Regions from separate parts of the Homo sapiens genome. Here all the other regions are linked to region 2. A link is a contact called in ENCODE Hi-C or POLR2A ChIA-PET data. All regions are on one chromosome and are shown on one strand. The core of a region is the stretch at or near the end of the contact, and the rest is flanking DNA. Distances in the headings are between cores, read along the strand shown. Region 1 overlaps THADA (THADA armadillo repeat containing). Region 2 overlaps THADA (THADA armadillo repeat containing). Region 3 overlaps THADA (THADA armadillo repeat containing).

Region 1 (3,838 bases), core at 572-3,071, 230 kb after region 2:
GGAAGTTGTGAGATAAGGTTGTGTGTACTGCTTACTCTTGAAGGGTCTCCACTTACATCCCTCAAAGTTGGTTTTATCTCTGCCTCTTGTACAGGAACACTATGAAAGAACCTTTCATTATGTGATTACAGTGAAGGAGGAAAGTCAGACATGCCTCTGAATGAACACATTTTCCTCCTGGAGAAACTGGTGACAGCACACTGCTTCACAGGAAGTGCTCTAGGGAATCAATCATTTAAGAAAAAGTTCAGTAGCAAGTCATCTTACTGTCCTGTTGCTTGCGAAAATTTACCTGGATATGGGAAATACAGAAAATTAAACTTAAAGAAAAATTAAATGAGCAGCTCACAAAGGCAGCACTGTGCCATGTCAGAACACAGGCTGGCAAGGAGAAGAACTGGGTTCCTGTTCCAGAGCTGCCACAAACTAGCTTTGCAATCTTGGGCAAACCAGGTAACATCCAGGGTTCAGCTTCCTCTTGTCCAAGAGAGCTGGATAATATCATCTCTATGATCCTTCCAGCTCTAATGGTTTGTGAATATATCACTGAAAACTCAGAATTATAAACAAGCCCCATTTCTTCTCCCCACACAGCAACAAAAAACCCCAAACTGTAATCTCCCTACCTTTTATACTCCTATATGGGGGATTTAAGTGGCCACCGGTTTAAACAAGGAGCTGTAAAATCAGGATGATTTTAAACGGACTGTCATCTACATTCAAGTCATCAAATTTCAAAATAGAATAGAATTGTATTTTAGACTGTATGGAATGGCTTTCTTCATCCATTGAGAGAAAAGTAGATCACAGTTACTACTCTGAAGAATAAGAAATGCAAGTTCCACATTCTCCCCTCTAACTAGGGTTGCATTCTGCCTGCAAGTCACTTCACTGCCTCCGTGTATTCAGACGGCAGTCACATTCACCTAAGGCTTGACTCTTAAACTCATAGTTTTACCACTAGGCACAGATCTAGCTTTGCCAGGGCAACTATGCTCTTGGAAGGGTGTACCTCAGGTGTGGCCCAGCCATTCCAATGTAAATGATGTTCTTCTCTGTCATTTATATTTTTAACTCTTAAAGGTTTTAAGCACATGTAAGTATATTTAATTATTATTAATTTAAAGGAAGTTCATGGGGCAAAAGGTTATGTTTAAAAGCAGGAATTCTCCAGTAATGTAAATAACACTAATTTCTTGATGACTTTGGATTTTTATTGACTCCTAAACTGAGACATTTCTTTAGCTAAAGTCAGCAATACGAAGAATCAAGTTTTTCATAGGGGACGGGGTTCCAGTGTTAGAACACTGCTATTACATATACAGTTCATCGCTCATTCAGTCATCAGTTTCTTCTCACGCCTATGTATGTGAGGTTACCATGTGAATGGCAACATAGAAAAATGACTGGACCTCATTACAACGGAAACTAATGTTTTACAGAAAAACAGTCAGGATCTTATTTTTTATTTAAGCAGTCACTGGAAGAATTCTTTGGTTTATAAGAACCTGTCTTTTTGTGATAATTGTTTTTTTTTTTAACAAACATCTCTTATTTTACATTAATTCCCAATTTTAACACGGCTGTCGCACACAAATTAAATACATAAGATTTGGGTGCTATGTGAAAAGTGTCAAGGCAAAATAATGTTCATAGGAAGCTTTCACGTCTTAGTTACAGTAAAAGCAAAATACACTTCCCTTAATTTGTTTTTTAAACACTACCCAACAAACCCAAAAAACTAAATGTTTTAACTTGTCCTTGGAAAGAGAAGTTGGGAAATCAAAGGCCTCTAGCACATGTTTACTTCTTAGCAAGATGGTGAACATCAGTGAAGTAATCATTAATCATAGCTGGATTCCTCAGCAAAGATGTTGGCATTGGCACTACAGCCAGTCACCAGCAATGACTGCAAGTAACTCTAGGACACTGACGCCTATTTGATTTGGAAGAGAATAAGGAACATAATGATGCCTGAAATGTCCTGTGCGCCTTTGCCTTTCTTCATCTCAAGGCCTTGCAACATCACAAGCGCAGCTGTTAACCAGATGCATGCAACATAAGCCACAGAGTGTGAGAAAAAAAGTATTAGCATTATTTCCATGGAACTAGTCATGTGGTTATTATAGAAATAATCAGCATTAGCATACTACAATATTTGTTTTGTTCTTGAATTGTAACACCCTAGGGAAAAAGTTGCCTTTATTTTTAAAAAGTTAAAAATGAAAGTACATGTTATATATCTTTGCTGAAAAATGGTGGGAAATGGATTTGTCAAAACCATATGGAAAGGAAGAGGGAATCAATTAAAAACAGAAATCTAATAAATCTAAAATATTTCCAAATGAAATGCTTGTGGTAAGCTAACTTCTTGTAAACACCGCACTCAAGTCACTTGAACAGTCCCAGATGGTGAACTAACTTTGTGGTCTTAAAACAAAAGTCAGCCAAAAAAACCAAGACTACAACTTTATTATCAATGCAGTGGGAAACATGAGATCCATAATCAACCAACATGTTACTTTTTTTCTTTCCAAAATTTAAGAGATTTGTGGAGTTTTACTAAATAAGACAATTTTAAGCTAAAGTTTAAGTCTGTGTATGTGAAATGGAGAAATAAAAATTAGAGATAAAACTACAGTTAAAAGTGAGGTAAAATCTACAGTTATTTATATACCTTAGAAAAAATTTCTAAAAATGCCACAGTTTTGAAATGTATTATAAAGTCTAACATTCTAAATTACCATGAACTTTCTTCAGTTAACATTTGTATGATTTTATTCAAGAAAAATTTTAAACCTTTTTTTAGAGTTGGGTTATAAAAAAAAAAGTGATTTATGCGTTGACCAGAAATTATACATGGTGGAATAAACATGTGCCTTACCTGCTCCACCGTCAATAATCCATCAGAAGATTCTGGCACAGGCTGCATGGGCAGAAGCTGGCACAACATGCCTAAAAGTAAAGCAACTTCCTTCATACTTCTCCAACAACATACCAGCACCATCTGCGCAGTTACATCACATGTTTTTACTTCTTTACCTTAAACAAAAAAAAACACAACGATTGCAACCTTGATTACTCATATCCCAGGTTTCTAAAAACAAGCTTATTCATAATTTCCCCAAGAATAATCTGCTTGAACAAACCCGATTTGTCATGTTATATTTACTCAGAAGGAAAGAAGCTAACATTTGTCGAGCATGTGTTATGAGAAGAAATCATGCTAAGTTTTTTTTTTTTTCTTTTTTGGAGACAGGGTCTCGCTCTGTCACCCAGGCTGGGGTGCAGTAGCATGCTCATGGCTCACTGCAGCCTTGACCTCCCAGGCTCATGCAATCCTTCTACTTCAGCCTCCCTAGTAGCTGGGACTACAGGTATGCGCCACCACACCCAGTTAATTTTTGTATTTTTTTGTAAAGACAGGGTTTCACCACATCACCTCCTGGACTAAAGCAATTCTCTCGCTTGGGCCTCCCAAAGTGCTGGGATTATAGACATGAGCCACCATGCCAGGCCCAGTATTTTAATTTATTATTTTCAAATTAAATTTTAAAATAAAACACAATATTGTTCCAAAACTTGTTTAATCTTTAATTTCCAAAGATTAAACAAACTCTGCCTCTCTGTCATAAAGTATGATATGGATGACTATAATAAATACACTCCTTATTTATTTTGGTGAGCATGACTGTTGCATTAGTAAAGGAGTAGAATATAACTTTTAAAATCAAAGGAAAATACAAATTATCTTTCAAAATATATTTAATTCCCATGGCCAATAAGCTATAATTAGCCTTACTTACTCTCTTATTCTAGTTTTAGGAGTATTTTTGGT
Region 2 (3,635 bases), core at 306-2,805:
AGACCTCTCTCTACAAAATAAAAAATTAAAAACAAAAACAGAAAAACCACTAGGTTGGCATAGTGGCATGCGCCTGTGGTCCCAGCTACTCAGGAGGCTGAGGCAGGAGGATCACTTGGGCCCATGAGGTTGAGGCTGCAGCGAGCCATGACTGTGCCACTGCACTCCAGCCTGGGTGACAAAGCTGCAAAAAAAAAAAAAAAAGAAATCACAGATGTTCTGAGACCCTAGTTGTTGACTAGAACGGTATTTCACTCCTGGGATGAAAATGTGGGTAGAAGGTTTCATGACACGGTTCTGCCACAGACACAACTCTCACATTATATGAGGCCTTTAACTTTGGTCACAGAAATGGACGGTGAATAAGGAGTCAGGAAAGCTCACCCTTTTCACTAACCAGCTGTGTAACCTTGGGTAAGTCACTTAAATTGCTATGATCTCTAAACTAAATTTCTAAAGAATTGTGGGCCTCTGTACTCAGCGCAAGGTTTGGAATTAACAGAGTAAACACCACGTTAACCTAGCAATCTAATAACATACCCTATATTATTCTGACTTCTGAAAGACAGCTAGGAAACATCTGTTATTTTAGAAGCTCACTGTTCCCTGGGAAAGATAATTTTGGCACAAGCAGCAGTTCAGATGACAGTTCCAGTGTTTTGGGGAAAACCAACTAATTTATTGACAACAAAGCCTGTTTTTTTTTTTTTTTTTTCCTCCTCCTTAAAATTTCATAGCTATAGGCCCAGAAATACAAAGTCCCCAGAAGACTCTAAAAATATGTTCTCAATTCCTTTTTATTTCCCACCCAGAGCTGAGAAAACAGCACCAACTGTGTCATATTAAACACATCTGCATCCAACACTGATAAAGTGCATGACCGAGGAACAGATAAGAATTGTTTTCAATTTGTTAAAATGGAAATAGTTAAATTTAACCTAATTAGACTAAATAATCAAAGCAGGTGTTTGTAAGATGCCAGTGTTTGTTTTCATTCTCTGTAACTGTTCAGCTATATTTCCCAGGAACTTAGGTAAAGGAAATTAATATGTCATAAAAATCACTGACCTATTTATTCATGTCACATATGTATTATTCATGTTTTAGGCAGTACAAATACAGGGCATTGTTGAACATTTCTCACAGATTTTACCATTTAAGCATCATCAACATCTAAGCTGGCCTGCAGAGGGGCTTATGTTACCTAACTTCCATTATATAAATACAAGCAGTAATAAATGAGAGCCTGTCTTCTAATCGTACACTGATCTACAGAGCGCACTGACTTGGCATTTAGACTATTTAGGGTTTCTGACTCCACTTGCACAAGCTGGTCACTTTTAAGACATTTAAAAGAAAAATAATAACAATAATAAAAGTTATATTCCAGTTAAAACAAAATGTTTATTGCACTTGGCAGAGTGATGAGATCTGAACTATAAATATCAACTAACAAAGAAACCACAAAATGTAGTCACCAGCAGCCTGGTATTAGGAAGTGTTTTGTGCAGTGGCCATAGGTCCACTTTCCAAGGGAAAAAGGGCAGGTGGCTGCCCGGGAGCAGTCAAGCGTGCTCTTTCTAATAACACGCTCCAGTCCTGGGTAGGCTCTCGTATTATTCCACACACCCTCAGGATGGGAAACAGAAACACAAGCAAGAAAGGCCCCATAAAAGCCTGTGACGTGGAAGCTCCTGAAAAGGGGGTCCCTTCTCTGTGGCCTGGGCATTCTGCAGCAGGGACAGAAGCCTGGGAAGTTGAGTCCACGAAGAGGGTTCTCGGACTCCCTTCCCTAAGCGAGTGACTGATGTTTCCTGACTCTGGCCCTGGTTGTGCCGTGAGGCCACAGTGAGGGCAGCTGGAGAGCTCAGGATCTGCCACCTTAGCACACATGGGATGTTAGGCACTTCTCGCTATGCCTCAGTTTCTGTGGTCTCATGAAGGAACATTAGTACTTTCTTCATTAATGCACATAAAATGCTTGGCAGTGCTTGGCATAGAGATAGATGCTCAATAAATGTTGGCCACTATTATTATAGCCCCCTACAAACAAGGAGGATGAGATTGAAAACAATGTTTCCTAAAAATGAGGGTATAATGGGCATCCTATCCATATTTCAGGGGTAGGAAAACAGCCTTCTGAGATCATTTATATGAAGGGTATGGATGGACAAATCCTTATCAGCCTAAAATATTCCTATCTATGATTGCTATGTCATTTCTTTAGGATTAATCAATCCTCTTCATGAGTCATATTTCAATATATTACACATACACATAATTATAAAAGAACCAAGTTGCATAAAATTTATAAAATGGAGACTAGGAAAGGAAAAACCCGCTCATAAAACCCAACAAGAGAGCTTAAAATGAAAGTCTGAAAGTGCAGGTAGGTATTTGTTTAAATACTTGGTAAAAGAAAATGTTCAATTCAGTAGCTGTGACAGACACAATTTTAAGGGGTGTGGGCATAAGAGAAACAGAAAGTCCATCTGTCAAAGGGGTAAATATTTAGTCAAGTCTTAGATAGTATTTCTGTAAACAGAAATTTCAATGGAAAATTTCCAACCTGAGAGCAAATAATTTAAGATGGGTTTAATATAAGAATTAAAGCTCTCGTCTCCATGTCGCTGCCCAGCCTGAGACCCAGCCCTCTGAGTCCTTGTGGCAGTTCGGCTTTTTCTTTCTTGTTCCCTCAACTACAACTGGACACTATAATTTTCTTTCCATTCCAGCAGGAAACTGATATATACTAACGATGACAGCTGGATTCAGAAGAGGAAAAAGAACACAGGGGACAGAGAGTCCTTGTGGGTTTAAAACTCAAAACAAAACCCCCAGATTTGAAAATTTTAAAACCTAGTTAATGGCTGAGGAAACCTCAAATGATTGGGAAGCACTATGATAAAAGTTTGAATTACATAAAACACATCATTATCTTAAGCTTTTCTAATAATCTTCTCTGCCTTTCTCCTTCACTGTTTTTCTCCTTGTTTATGCCCCTAGCCCTTCAACGTGGTTCTAAGACATGTCAGAGGTAGGAACAGCCTTCCAAGGCCATTTACAGAATAGGACTGGAGAGGGGATGAGCAGATGCTCCTCCATCCAAAAAAGTTTCCCTGAAATTGTTATTACTTCATTTCCTTTGGAATAATCAATCCCTTTCAAGATTCATATTTAAATACATTTAATTTAAACATATGTATATACACATAATGAAACAGAATTATGTTTCATAAAATTAGTAAAATAGAAAATAAGAGAAGGAATCTCCCCTGTAATCCCACCATTCTAAAATAATTCCTTTTACCATAGCGCTGGCTTTCATTCTAGTCTGTTCCTCCATTCCCCACTCCCTACCTCCCAAACCCCTAATATTGATTATCAAAATGGCTGGGCAAAAGCAAAGTGAATGCATCTCCAGTTACATTCTTTTTTTTTCTTTTTTTTCTTTTTTTTAGAGACAGGATCTTGCTCTGTCACCCAGGTTGGACTGCAATGGTGTGATCACAGATCACTGCAGCCTTGAACTCCTGGGTTGAAGGGATCCTCCTGCCTCAGCATCCTGAGTATCTGGGACTCTACAGGCACATAACACCATGTCCAGCTAATTAAAAAAAAAATTCTGTAGAGAT
Region 3 (3,531 bases), core at 773-3,272, 170 kb after region 2:
GTCTGGAAATTGCTTCAAAATCTCTCTATAAGCACGATGCTGGACTGGATTAGATGCCCCTTGAAGGATCCTTCCAGACCTACACCACTAAAATGCTAAGAAAAATAACTAAAATAATTCTCTATCACTTATACCCTGGAAAATAAAATAAATACAATTTAACATCTCCCAACATAGTCACTAGAAACAATTTTACTTGGATCATCCCATGATTTTAGAAACACATTTTCTTCTTAAATTGTACTAAATTATCCTAAGCTATTAATTTGAATATGAGCTCTCTTTAATAAGACAGAATAGAGATTGTACTTAACACAGTAAACAAAACTATTATTTTGTTCCTCTTTCAATCTACCTGTTTCCATGTACCCCAAATCTACTCATTTCCCAATGCCTTGTAAAAAATACTACTTCCCCCCAACATATACTCCACTCAATTCTACCATTTATAAATTTCTAATGTGTTCATCACTCACATCACATTGTACAGGTGATTTTTATATGGTGTCTCCTATTTGTATCTGACTCACATGTAACAATTTTTGTCTTCCTAACTGAACTGTAAACTCCTTGAGTAAGATCCAAGTTTTATATTCTTCATGTACTCCCCTATTATGTTAATACTGAGTTCATGATAAGTGCTTTCAAATTCTCATTGGCTCACTGATTTAAGGTGGAGAGTGTGCAAAAGCTAGACAATGCTATACATTAAGAACCTGCATGAAGCTTTGGCAAAGCACACTCCAAGAAGTCAAAAATAAACCTTTTCTGATTGCTACATATTGACATGTATCATTTAGCTGGGACTCACAGCTGAAAGTTAATACACACAGGGGCTAAAAGGAAAGACCTAGAGCTAAGCGCCATATTAGTTTAGCTCCTGTCCTGTAAGAAATGAGGAGCTATGAAGCTGAGCTCACTCACATGGAGATGGAGGCTATTTTAGAAAACATGCATATTGCACAGGTTGCAGAGCTTTGCTGGTTCTGATTTTACATAAAATCAGTTCTTCATTCTGTCAGGCCAAGTCAGTCACGCAGCAATAAACAGAAAGGAAAAGAGCTTTAAAAGTTAAAATGTAATAATATTACTTTAAAAGCACAAGTGAAACTTCTGTTTTCTCATTCTTTAAAACCCAAAAAACACATCTAAAATAAGACTAATGGGTGCAAAAATTCAGTCATTACAGGTACCCTCTACACACTTACAAAGGATCCTCTGCTCCTTTCTTTATATATGAAACAGGAACTTCTTGTCTGTACTATGCGACAGGGACTGTTCTACGGCACTGGGAATACATCATTTTACCAAACTTACAATTCCAGTAACATTATGTAAAGCCTTACTTTAGTATTTTAAAAAAAGAAAAGACCTCAGGAATATTCCAAACCTTATTTTACAGAGAAGAAAACCAAAGCCCAGAGAGGTTGGCTATTTTGTCTCAGTTGATTATAGTGGTTATATTGTAACAAACGCAGGAGTAGAAACCAGATTTCTTATTTCTCCTCTAGTAACAAAATTTACTTATTCATTAGGCAATTATTCCTATATGCCTTCTATATGCCAGATACTATGCTAGACTCTAGGTACCCAAGAATGGTTAAGATACTGACCTTGTCCTCAAAAAGCACGGTCTTAAGAGCAAGACAATCAGATGAGTACAATCACAGAAGTGGTAACAGAAAGAAAAACCAAACTATATCTCTAATTGCCTAGGACTTCCAATATGTTAAAGAAAATGAACTTCTAATAGTTTGTTTTATCCTCACAATAGCCCTAGGAGTAGACAGCACAGATCTTATTATTCCTGGTATATAGATGGAGAAACTGAAGTGCAAAGTGGATAAGGGGGCCTATTAAGGTCATCTCCAGTGGCAGCAAAATGCCTAGAAACCAGGTTTGTTTACTCCAAGTCAGACCTTTATTTCCCATTAGATGGAAAAAGCAGATGTTCTTTTTATGTCCAGTTCCCTCTGACCAAGAACACACATTTCCAAATTGCGAGCAGGACAATCTGTGGTTGTGAAAGGAAACAACTGACTTGTGAGGTGTGTCACCGGCTGAGGTTAGTTATCCGGTGGATAAGTAACCAACCAAGATATCATTATTACTAGCCTTCTTAAAGTGCCCATTACGTACCCAGAACAGATGAAAAAGGTCCTTCCTTCAGAAAGTTAATATTGGAAGGAACAGGCATATAAACATTTAAACAAAAAGTGACATAATTAAACAAACTAAAACTAAAAGAACCATCACAAGCAACTGCAAATTTAAGACACTAAAGGTTTTGCAAAGCAAACCTAATGGGAGCTGCCAAGAAATATATCTTCATGGGTTAAACAGGGAACAGAAGCCTTGTACACATAATGGTCCATACCGATCTTCAGATTACTAAAATTAAAAGCTCTCACATTCTTCACAGTTAAAAACTTCTCATTCCTATTTCCTTTTTTCTAGAAATCTTATATATTTTGTAATCTTTCCTATCCAAGAGGAATAAATTTATAATGGAGGTTTCCATCATTGTAACTTTGGCAAAAAATTAAAATTGTATAGTATCACTGCCCTATTCTTCCTCCCTCAGATACAACCTAAATGAGGTTTTCTCATTTTCTGATCATTTTCTCCTATACATAGTAAAATGTATATATATTTATATATATATTCAAGAATCACTTCATAAAAAACAAAAAAAAATTTTCTTCAAGTTCAGTTTTAAACATTAATTTTACTTGTTTGATGACTTAATATCATATTTCATTTATACCAGTATTTATCAAGGCCTTATAACATGACCCAACTGTTTTAAACTGTAGCACACTGGAGAATTATTAACAAAATAGACAAAGCTAAGGAGAAACAAATATTAGTGATTTCAAGTTAGTGACAGGAAGAATTTCTTTAAGAACAGGCTAAAAAATAAAAATTATAATCATCCCTCCACAAGAGTAATGTTTTATTTATTTAAAAAATACTCAGTTAAAAAAAAAATTAAAAAGCTCTCTGGTATTGCCTGAACATGCTCAAGGGATTTATACTTACAGCCAGTTACCTTCCTTTTAAATATCTGGTGAATGTTACAGGGTGACAAGAAGCAATTTAAATGATAATTCGGAAATACCATAGTAGGTTTCATTAGAATTATCACTAGTACATCACAAAATGATTTCATATTTTTTTAATTCCTAAGATTTAGTTCCATCACACAAAAATGCATTTCAATAAACATTAGCTTAAAACTTAAATATGAAGCATAATGACTTTTTTAGGGAAGAAGGGAATAGGGCTTTGAATATAACTCTAGATCCTCAAGAGAAAGACCACTGGGCCAAACTGGATCCTAAATAAAGTTAAGGAAGTAATTAAATGTGCAGCAACAGTGACATCTAGTGTTAACAACTGCAAGTCAATTAGATTACCATTAAATCCTCTTAAGTGCTAAAAAACAACTATTCAAAGCTTTTCTTCTTTAAAAACAAACAGATCTTGTGCATTTTTATCTAAAAACTACCCAAAATCAAAATGGTTCCA

What was found. A loop is a pair of places that touch in the nucleus more often than their neighbours do. ChIA-PET counts read pairs that join two places held with the same protein, here RNA polymerase II (POLR2A). Pooled maps may share reads with other maps.
Region 1: a pooled map shows a loop between it and region 2 (2.1-fold over the local background). The contact joins two enhancer-like sites. A Hi-C loop is called at or near these places in 2 of 50 pooled maps. POLR2A ChIA-PET finds 5 or more read pairs at or near these places in 4 of 52 experiments (AG04450, CD8-positive, alpha-beta memory T cell, MCF 10A and 1 more).
Region 3: a map of aorta shows a loop between it and region 2 (2.5-fold over the local background). The contact joins two enhancer-like sites. A Hi-C loop is called at or near these places in 4 of 168 maps with a recorded cell type or tissue (CD14-positive monocyte, Calu3, aorta and 1 more), 1 of 37 single-sample maps with no recorded cell type and 6 of 50 pooled maps. POLR2A ChIA-PET finds 5 or more read pairs at or near these places in 3 of 52 experiments (HEK293, IMR-90 and activated T-cell).

The regions. Positions count from the first base shown.
Region 1 is chr2:43,538,275-43,542,112 of GRCh38, forward strand. It overlaps THADA (THADA armadillo repeat containing), which reads right to left. Exons shown (of 38, transcript NM_022065.5): 21 at 2,885-3,042. Among named protein-coding and RNA genes, the nearest start is that of THADA, 56 kb to the right of the region's middle. Within about 2 kb of position 1,822, at least 16 of the 41 ENCODE cell types and tissues checked have a DNase peak (open chromatin) inside an H3K27ac peak, as active enhancers do.
Region 2 is chr2:43,312,021-43,315,655 of GRCh38, forward strand. The region is part of intron 31 of THADA (THADA armadillo repeat containing); the gene reads right to left. Among named protein-coding and RNA genes, the nearest start is that of LINC01126, 87 kb to the left of the region's middle. Within about 2 kb of position 1,556, at least 8 of the 41 ENCODE cell types and tissues checked have a DNase peak (open chromatin) inside an H3K27ac peak, as active enhancers do.
Region 3 is chr2:43,481,114-43,484,644 of GRCh38, forward strand. All of the region lies in intron 26 of THADA (THADA armadillo repeat containing), which reads right to left. Among named protein-coding and RNA genes, the nearest start is that of THADA, 110 kb to the right of the region's middle. Within about 2 kb of position 2,023, at least 11 of the 41 ENCODE cell types and tissues checked have a DNase peak (open chromatin) inside an H3K27ac peak, as active enhancers do.